2 separate regions of the Homo sapiens genome follow, and region 2 is linked to region 1. A link is an interaction called in ENCODE POLR2A ChIA-PET data of the cell type or tissue named here. Cell type or tissue: CD4-positive, alpha-beta T cell. All regions are shown on one strand.

What was found. Peaks named below come from ENCODE experiments on the same cell type or tissue, not always from the same donor. Only the 100,000 strongest peaks of a DNase experiment are listed, where the experiment ranks them.
Region 2: POLR2A ChIA-PET joins it to region 1 with 6 read pairs; 2 of 35 experiments call an interaction of 5 or more read pairs at or near these places.

What each region holds. Positions count from the first base shown.
Region 1 is chr6:89,007,759-89,011,758 of GRCh38, forward strand. No RefSeq gene overlaps it. Among named protein-coding and RNA genes, the nearest start is that of RNGTT, 46 kb to the left of the region's middle. In CD4-positive, alpha-beta T cell, no CTCF peak of the experiment used is centred here; a DNase peak (open chromatin) is centred at 2,163.
Region 2 is chr6:89,260,688-89,264,687 of GRCh38, forward strand. GABRR2 (gamma-aminobutyric acid type A receptor subunit rho2) reads right to left here. Exons shown (of 9, transcript NM_002043.5): 8 at 3,725-3,921. Among named protein-coding and RNA genes, the nearest start is that of GABRR1, 45 kb to the left of the region's middle. In CD4-positive, alpha-beta T cell, no CTCF peak of the experiment used is centred here; no DNase peak of the experiment used is centred here.

The DNA.
Region 1 (4,000 bases):
AGCATGCCAACTTATAAAACCCCAAGTCAAAATGTCAAACCGGGCACTTGATTTCTCAAGTCACTCTCTTGGCCCCCTTCCAAGTGTACTTCACTTCCTTTCATTCCTGCTCTAAAGTTTTATTTATTTATGTTTTCTTTTTTGAGACGGAGTCTCACTCTGTCACCCAGGCTGCAGTGCAGTGGCGTGATCTCAGCTCACCGCAATCTCCACCTCCCGGGTTTAAGCAATGTTCCTGCCTCAGCCTCCTGAACAGCCGGGACTACAGGTGCACAACTGGCTAATTTTTGTATTTTTAGTAGAGACAGAGTTTCATCTATCTATTGGCTTCAGGTTTTTTCTATCTATTGAGAGACTGCCTTTCCCTGGCACTGGCTGTGACCAGTGTCGGCCAGGCTGGTCTTGAACTCCTGACCTCAAGTGATCGGCCCACCTCGGCCTCCCAAAGTGCTGCAATTACAGGCACTTTCGGAGGCATGAGCCACTGCACCCAGCCTTCTGCTCTAAAGCTTTTTAATAAACTTTCACTCCTGTTCTAAAACTTGCCTCAGTCCCTCCTTCTGCATTTATGCCCCTCAGTCAAATTCTTTCCTCTGAGGAGGCAAGAATTGAGGTTGCTACAGACACATAAGGATTCGCCACCGGTAACAAGTCCATAGAGGAAAGTGAAAGCAAGTTTATTAGAGAAGTAAATTTAAAAAGAATGGGCTGCTCCAAAGGCAGAGCAGCCCCGAGGGCTGCTGGTTGGCTATTTTTATGGTTATTTCTTGATTATATGCTAAACAAAGGGTTGATTATTCATGAGTTTTCTGAAAAAGGAGCAGGCAATTCCCAGAACTGAGGGTTCCCCCCCTTTTTAGACATATAGGGTAACTTCTGGATGTTGCCATGGCATTTATTAACAGTTGAGGTGCTGGTGGGAGTGTCTTTTAGCATGCTAATGCATCCTAGTTAGCATATAACAAGCAGTGAGGATGACCAGGGGTCACCTTCCTCACCATCTTGTATTTGGTGGGTTTTGGCCAGCTTCTTTACCACATCCTGTTTTATCAGCAGGGTCTTCATGACCTGTATCTCATGATACCAGTTCTTCTGACCTATTTCATCCTGAGGTTAAGAATACCTAACCTCCTGGGAATGTGGCCCAGAAGGTATCAGCCTTATTTTACCCAGCACCTACTCAAGATGGAGTCACTCTGGTTCAAATACCTCTGCAAAATGAGACACACCTGTTTAATTGGACTGGCCTATTCCCAGAAATGAGAGACTGGTTTAATAGGATCCTTTGCCACTCCGCTATTCACTCAATTTTTCTCTCCACAGCCACCAACTCAGCTTTTGGTGTGTGAAACGACTAGGGATGTTTCAGAGAGGGAAATGTGGGGTTGCAAGAAATGATTCCCCAAAATGTGACGTTTTGGCATTTTGAGCGCTTTTGAAAATTGAAAGGCCTGAAAAAGAAGCCTTAGAATCAAGGTCTCACTAACCTTGTTTTTTTCCTCCCCCTCCCAAGAGCAGCTAGAGACTCTCTGGAATTTCCTCATTGACCAAGAAACTTTCTTTCCAAAAGAAACTCAATCGCCTTTTATTTTTCCCCTGAAATATCATTATCTTGATCAGAAAAGAAAGTGAGGAATGCAACCACACCAACATGGACTTTGTCACAAGATAATGCCTGCCTGCCTCTCAGGCTCATTCAGATTCCAAAGAGAATCATCTATAAGTTAATTTCTATCTCCCTCATCCATTTATTCTAATGATCACTGCCTGCACCTCAAAAGAATTGTCTACATCCGCCACCTTTTTCCTCACCTATGAAAAATGTGATACAAGCTTCTGTACCCTGTTGGGATATGGGGTAATGACGATACAGGAGTTAAGAAGAAATCACTTAGGCAGATAGTAAGGATATGGGAGTCTTCAGTAAAGCTTTTCTTTTCAATGAAAAGCAGCCCCAAATCATTTTCTAACAAAGAGCAGCCTGTAAGGTTGAGCTGGGAGCTTGCACAGGTGAATACTGGCAGGAACTAGGAACCAGACATGTTCAAGATGGCAACTCCATCTTCCCTTCTCTTTCTCGGCCACATGTACTGTAAGGAGCAGATAAGATGGTGCCGGTCAACTGGAAAGCCCATTTGCGTAATAAGATTAGGATGGGGCAACCAGCCTTCCCTATGCAATATGTAAACGTCATACCTGATGGAACCAATCTGTGAGTCCTATGTAAATCAGACACCACTTCCTCAAACTGGACTATAAAATCTGGCACATTCACCATCAGCTGGTCCTTTGCACTAGGAGACCCCTTTCTCTATAGAGAGAGCTGTATCTCTTTCTCTTCTCTTCTGCCTTTTAAACGTCTGCTCCTAAACTCCTCGGGTGTGTCCGTGTCCTAAATTTTCCTGGCTCGCAACATCGAAACCCAGGGTATATACCCCAGACAATGTAGCAGCTTCAGTGACACTCTGGTTCCCACACACATGCACACACACACATTAATAAATCTGCCTTTTCTCCTATTAATCTGCCTTTTGTCTGTTGATTTTCAGCAAACTTTCAAAGAGCAAAGGGGAAGTTTCCCTTTTGCCCATACAGTTTTGGTACTGTGAGCAGGATACTTCTCTGCTCTTTTGGAAACTGCAGTCAAGGGAACCCAAGACCTAACAAGTCTGAAAAAAAGAGATTCTATCATAATAAGAAGGCTCCTCTGCTCTAACCCTTAACAAAAAGTAACCCTCCAGCTTGGGCAACACGGCAAAACCCCATCTCTACAAAATACACAAACATTACCCAGGCATGATGGTATGCACGTATAGTCCCAGCTACTGCAGGGGCTGAGGTGGGAGGATTGCTTGAGCCCAGGAGGTGGAGGTTGCAGTTAGCTGAGATCATGCCACTGCACTCCAGCCTGGGCAACATAGAAAGACCCTGTCTTAAAGAGAGATTTGAGCCCAAAGTCCATTTACAATGGTGAGAGCATAATGTCAATGCCTAAAGTTTTTGTCAATCTCTCAAAAATTAAGAAATTAGCCTAAAGGGGGAGAATTGTTAAATTTTTAAATTGTTAAAAGTTTTGCCTAAAGCTGCCTTCTTATGTATTTTGAGTATAGCCTAAAGGTTGCTCCATAGAGAGTGAACTGTAACCTAACTGGATATGTAAACAGATTGTAACCTACTCTTTTAACAAGTAGCCTAGTCTCAGCCAATCACAGGCAACTAACTGTTGTTCAAAGTGTGTTCAAATTAAGTCACATGTCAAGCTGTAACCAATCCAGCTATTTCCGTACCTCACTTCTGTTTTCTATATGTCACTTTCCTTTTTCTGTCCATAAATGTTATTTGACCATGTGGCTGCCCCAGTGTTGTTGTTACTCTGAACCTATTCTGGTTCTGGCGGCTGCCAGATTCATGAAACATTGTCTGTGTAATTAAACTCTGTTAAGTTTAATTTGTCTAAAGTTTTTCTTTTAACAACTTGTACCATCTATATTTCTCATTGCTGCCAGACTATCCAGGATGTTAAGATCATGATATTACAACATTTAGACATAGTTAATCAGATGTGTGTCTCTCCCAATATACAGCTAACCACCATAGACTGATGCAGCCCTCCTTATTTATGACAGCTCCTTTGTTACTCAAATTTGGCCAATCTCTGAAGTCTTGGATGCACACTGACTTTCAACAACCCCCCTCCATGGGACATAACACTTTAGAAACAGATGCTTCCAGCTCTGAGGGAAACAGATAATAACTCTGTGGCTGACCACCAATCATTGATCAGTGATGCTTCCTCATCCCCTATCTGGATCAATAGGGCAGAAATGTGAAATGTGATATACAAAATGGCATCACTCTGGTTCAGAGCTATAAAATGGCATCAGGAAGCCATTTTAAGAAGGACTTCCTGCATAACCTGCAACCCAGCAAAAAAAAAAAAAAAAAAAGGCAGAAACTTGCTTCGAACCTTTGAATTGGCCCAAATTGTAATGATCATGAA
Region 2 (4,000 bases), 250 kb after region 1:
TGCCATCCTCAAAGATTCTGAATCAGTAGACCTAGGGTGTGGTCTAGGGAATCTATTTTTTGAGACCCTGTCTCAAACCCGGGAATCTATTTTTAACAGACTCAGGAGGTGATTCCAGGGAAGGTACTCCATGGCATCCACTTAGGAACCTCAGCTCTATTGGGAAACATTTCAATACTATGAATATTAGTTTCTCTGTGAGGCAGCAGATGGTGCCTTCTCACCTCTGTCTGCTCTCCAGCAACTATGCTTCTTGGTCTTAAATCCTACATTTGACAACAGCAGAGTACGAGCTCTCACCTCAGGATGTCTGTTCTCACACAGACAGAGGGGGAGACTTAGCGGCCTGAGGCCCTCTCCATAGATGACTTCCTTGTCTCTTTAAACAAAGTCATACAGTTGCTGGCAAAGATCCAACATGATATGGAAACAGGGCAAGTTGTGCCGGTGAACCGTTCGTTTGTGAGCCTTGTCAGATGAAGGCTTTGCTATTTTTTTCAACTGCTCTATACAGGAAAGTCTAATGATTTATAAATCAAAAGTGTTTAAATATGGTCCAAAGTCCTGTGATAATGGTCAGTGTACAAATTACTGAAGTTTAAACAAGTCAATTTTCTGAAGTAAAAAATGTTTGACTAGAGCTTTAAAAATAAGCAACCTAGTATAATATATTTGGAGATGTAAACTAAAAATAAAGTTCTAAGCCCCCAAACTGATGAACTGACCCCCCTCTTGGTCAAGGGGACCCCAGAGAAACCTTAAAAACTGAGTTCCCAGTCATGACGAGACAAGAGGCTGAACACACCTTGTTATTCCTCCTCTCTTTTGGGATTTAGACACAACTGACCAGCATTAATGCTGAAATAGAGATTGTAAGACAGAACAGATTCTTTATGGCCATAAGATACCAAATTACAAACAGTACCTAAGGCCATTCTAGGGCCAGGGTGAAGTCACACACCCCTGCGCTTAAAGAATACACTGTGTGCTAACTGCCACAAGGTTTTTCTTTTTCTCTTTCAGCTAAACAAGCACTGGCCTTGAGATAAACAACGTTAAAACAATTTGGGGCTGGTGCGGTGGTTCATGCCTGTAATCCCAGCACTTTGGGAGGCCAAGGTGGGCAGATGGCTTTGACTCCAGAAGTTTGAAACCAGTCTTGGCAACATGGCAAAATCCCATCTCTTTTAAAAATATAAAAACTAGCTGGGCGGGGTGGCGCATGCTTAAGGTCCCAGCTACTTGGGAGGCTGAAGTGGGAGGACAGCATGAGCCCAGGAGATGGAGTGCAGTTAGCAACCACTGCATTCCAGCCTGGGTGACAGAGTCAGACCCTGTCTCAAAAAAAAAAAAAAAAAATTTGCAGCTCACCAACCATCAGACACTGACTAACCAACCAACCCCTGGCCCCTGTTCCACCAGCCATAACTACAGCTTTGATTGGACAAGAGAGTGATTTTAGTAACCTTCTCTTGATAGACCATCAATCATGGACCAGTCCTGGTCAGTTTACAGAGGCTGTTCACTTGAGTGACTTTGTGTCCCTTTTGCATATAGGGTCCAATTGTAATACATTGAAATGTTAAGTCTCCGCCCCAGGGTGAACATGGGTTGTATGTTACATGCACATTTGTTCAATAGGCATGTGTCAGGACTACCTTCATAAATATTCATAAATCTTCCTATAGCCTGTTGAATATGTATATTTAGCCATATTCAGCATGAAGCCCCTACTCCAACACCTTCTCCTTCAAAGTGCCTGTTTCCAGGTCTTTACAGGAGGCTGCACTCCCCAGCCTGCAGGATGGCCACCTTGCAGACTGGAATCCTTTATAAGAAATAAAGTCTCCTTTTTCAAATTTATAAATTTCTGATTTTTTTAAAGTTAACAGAGACAATGTGGAAATACTTGATAGGTATAATGCAGGTGTTGAAAGACAATTTTTGAAAAGGCAACATATTCTCTTTTCCTAAAATTTAAAGGTCCCATTGACCAAAATGTCGTTACATGGCAAAAATAAATTATTTTAATTTTAAAAGCTCCCTTATGCTAAAAGGCTAATGGCCACTTGGTTGTTCATAAATATGAGATTTTCATGTCCCTTTATCTCCACAGCTTTTAGATGAACACCCATTTTGATTAGTGCAATGATTGGCAATGATCAGGTAGCAAGTCAGCATTATTTATTTAGTATTAGGTTGGTGCAAAAGTAATTGCAGTTTATATCATTACTTTTGCACAGACCTAACACTAAAATGAATAAGAGTCTGACTATGAATGGAAAAGACTGCCTCCCTGTGCCAAAGGCTCATGAGCATGGCTTTGTAAAATCTCCCAGTTGTATTCTGTCTCATAGTTTGCAGTTGACCCTTGAACAACACAGGTTTGAACTGTGCAGATCCACTTAGATTTTCTTCCACCTCTGCCACCCCGGAGACAGTAGGACCAAACCTTCTCTTTCGTCCTCCTCCTCAGCCTACTCAGAGTGAAGATGACCAGGATGAAGTCGTTTATGATGATCCACTTCCATTTCATGAATTGTAAAGATATTTTCTCTTCCTTATGATTTTCATAACATTTTCTGTCTAGCTTACTTTATTGTAAGAATACAGTTTATAATACATATACAAAATATGTATTAATCGACTGTTTATCTTATCAGTAAGGCTTCCAGTCAACATGAGGCCATTAGTAGTTAATTTTTGGAGGAGCCAAAAGTTATACTTGGATTTTCTACTGCACAAGGGGTCAGCCCCCCCAACCCCTGCCTTGTTCAAGGATCGACTGTAGTATAATATAGTACAGTACAGTACATTATAGATAGTATGGTATTTTTATTTTATTTTATTTTTGAAATGGGGTCTTGCTCTGTCGCCCAGGCTGGAGTACAGTGGTGCAATCTCAGCTCACTGTAACCTCTGCCTCCCGGGTTCAAGCGATTCTCTTGCCTCAGCCTCCCAAGTAGCTGGGATTACAGGCGTGCACCACCATGCTCGGCTAATTTTTGTATTTTTAGTAGAGATGGGGTTTCACCATGTTGGCCAGGCTGGTGTTGAACTCCTGACCTCAGGTGATCCGCCCACCTCGGCCTCCCAAAGTGCTGGGATTATAGGCGTGAGCCACCACGCCCGGCAGATAGTATAGTATTTCCAATTTCCTTCTGCAGCTACACATAAAAGGTTTTTTTTTAAAGAAATATATATAAGGTATTTAGCTTTAGTCCTTACTGTGGCTGAATTTTCACTGGGCACTGATAAATAAAGGCACTTTTTGTTCTAGAACTCTCCCTTCTCTGGTCATAAGACAGGGAGGCACTGTCCCTAGACATGTTCAGTAATGATAGTGAGAGTTTGTTTGTCTAGATCCTGATACATGTGAAAGATCAAAACAACTTTCACATACATTATCTCATGTGACTCTTACAGTAGAGGTGAGGGTTCTGTAATCTCCCTTTTACAGATGAGAAAACTGAGGCTCAGCATAGGTGTCAAAGTTGAGTCTGAGACCCAAGTCTTCCAGTTCCTAGTCTTTGTCTAAAGACCTTCTGCTTTCTGGAATCCTTTGGGGTAGAAGCCAGAACCTATTCTAAAACAAGATCCTCCTCGTTTTGCACAAACATCTCCTTTTTCTACATGCAACCCCTGCCTCTGCCCCCTGGCCCAGAAGACCTTCATTTTCACCCAGCAGCATGGACTTAGACAAGGGCCGAAGAAGCCCTCTCACCTTCTCCCGCAGCTTCCGTTCCTTGCGCTCCTGCACGGTGGTCAGGTAGTTGACAGCCGCATACTCCAGCACCGAGAGGAACACGAACACAAAGCTGACCCAGAGGTAGATGTCCACGGCCTTGACGTAGGAGACGCGCGGCATGGAGGCATTCACGCCCGTGATGATGGTGGTCATGGTCAGCACCGTCGTGATACCTGCAACACCCGGCCTTAGTTGGGCTGCTGACAGCGGTCTAGAACTGCCCTCATATCTCACTAAGTCACGATTTTACAC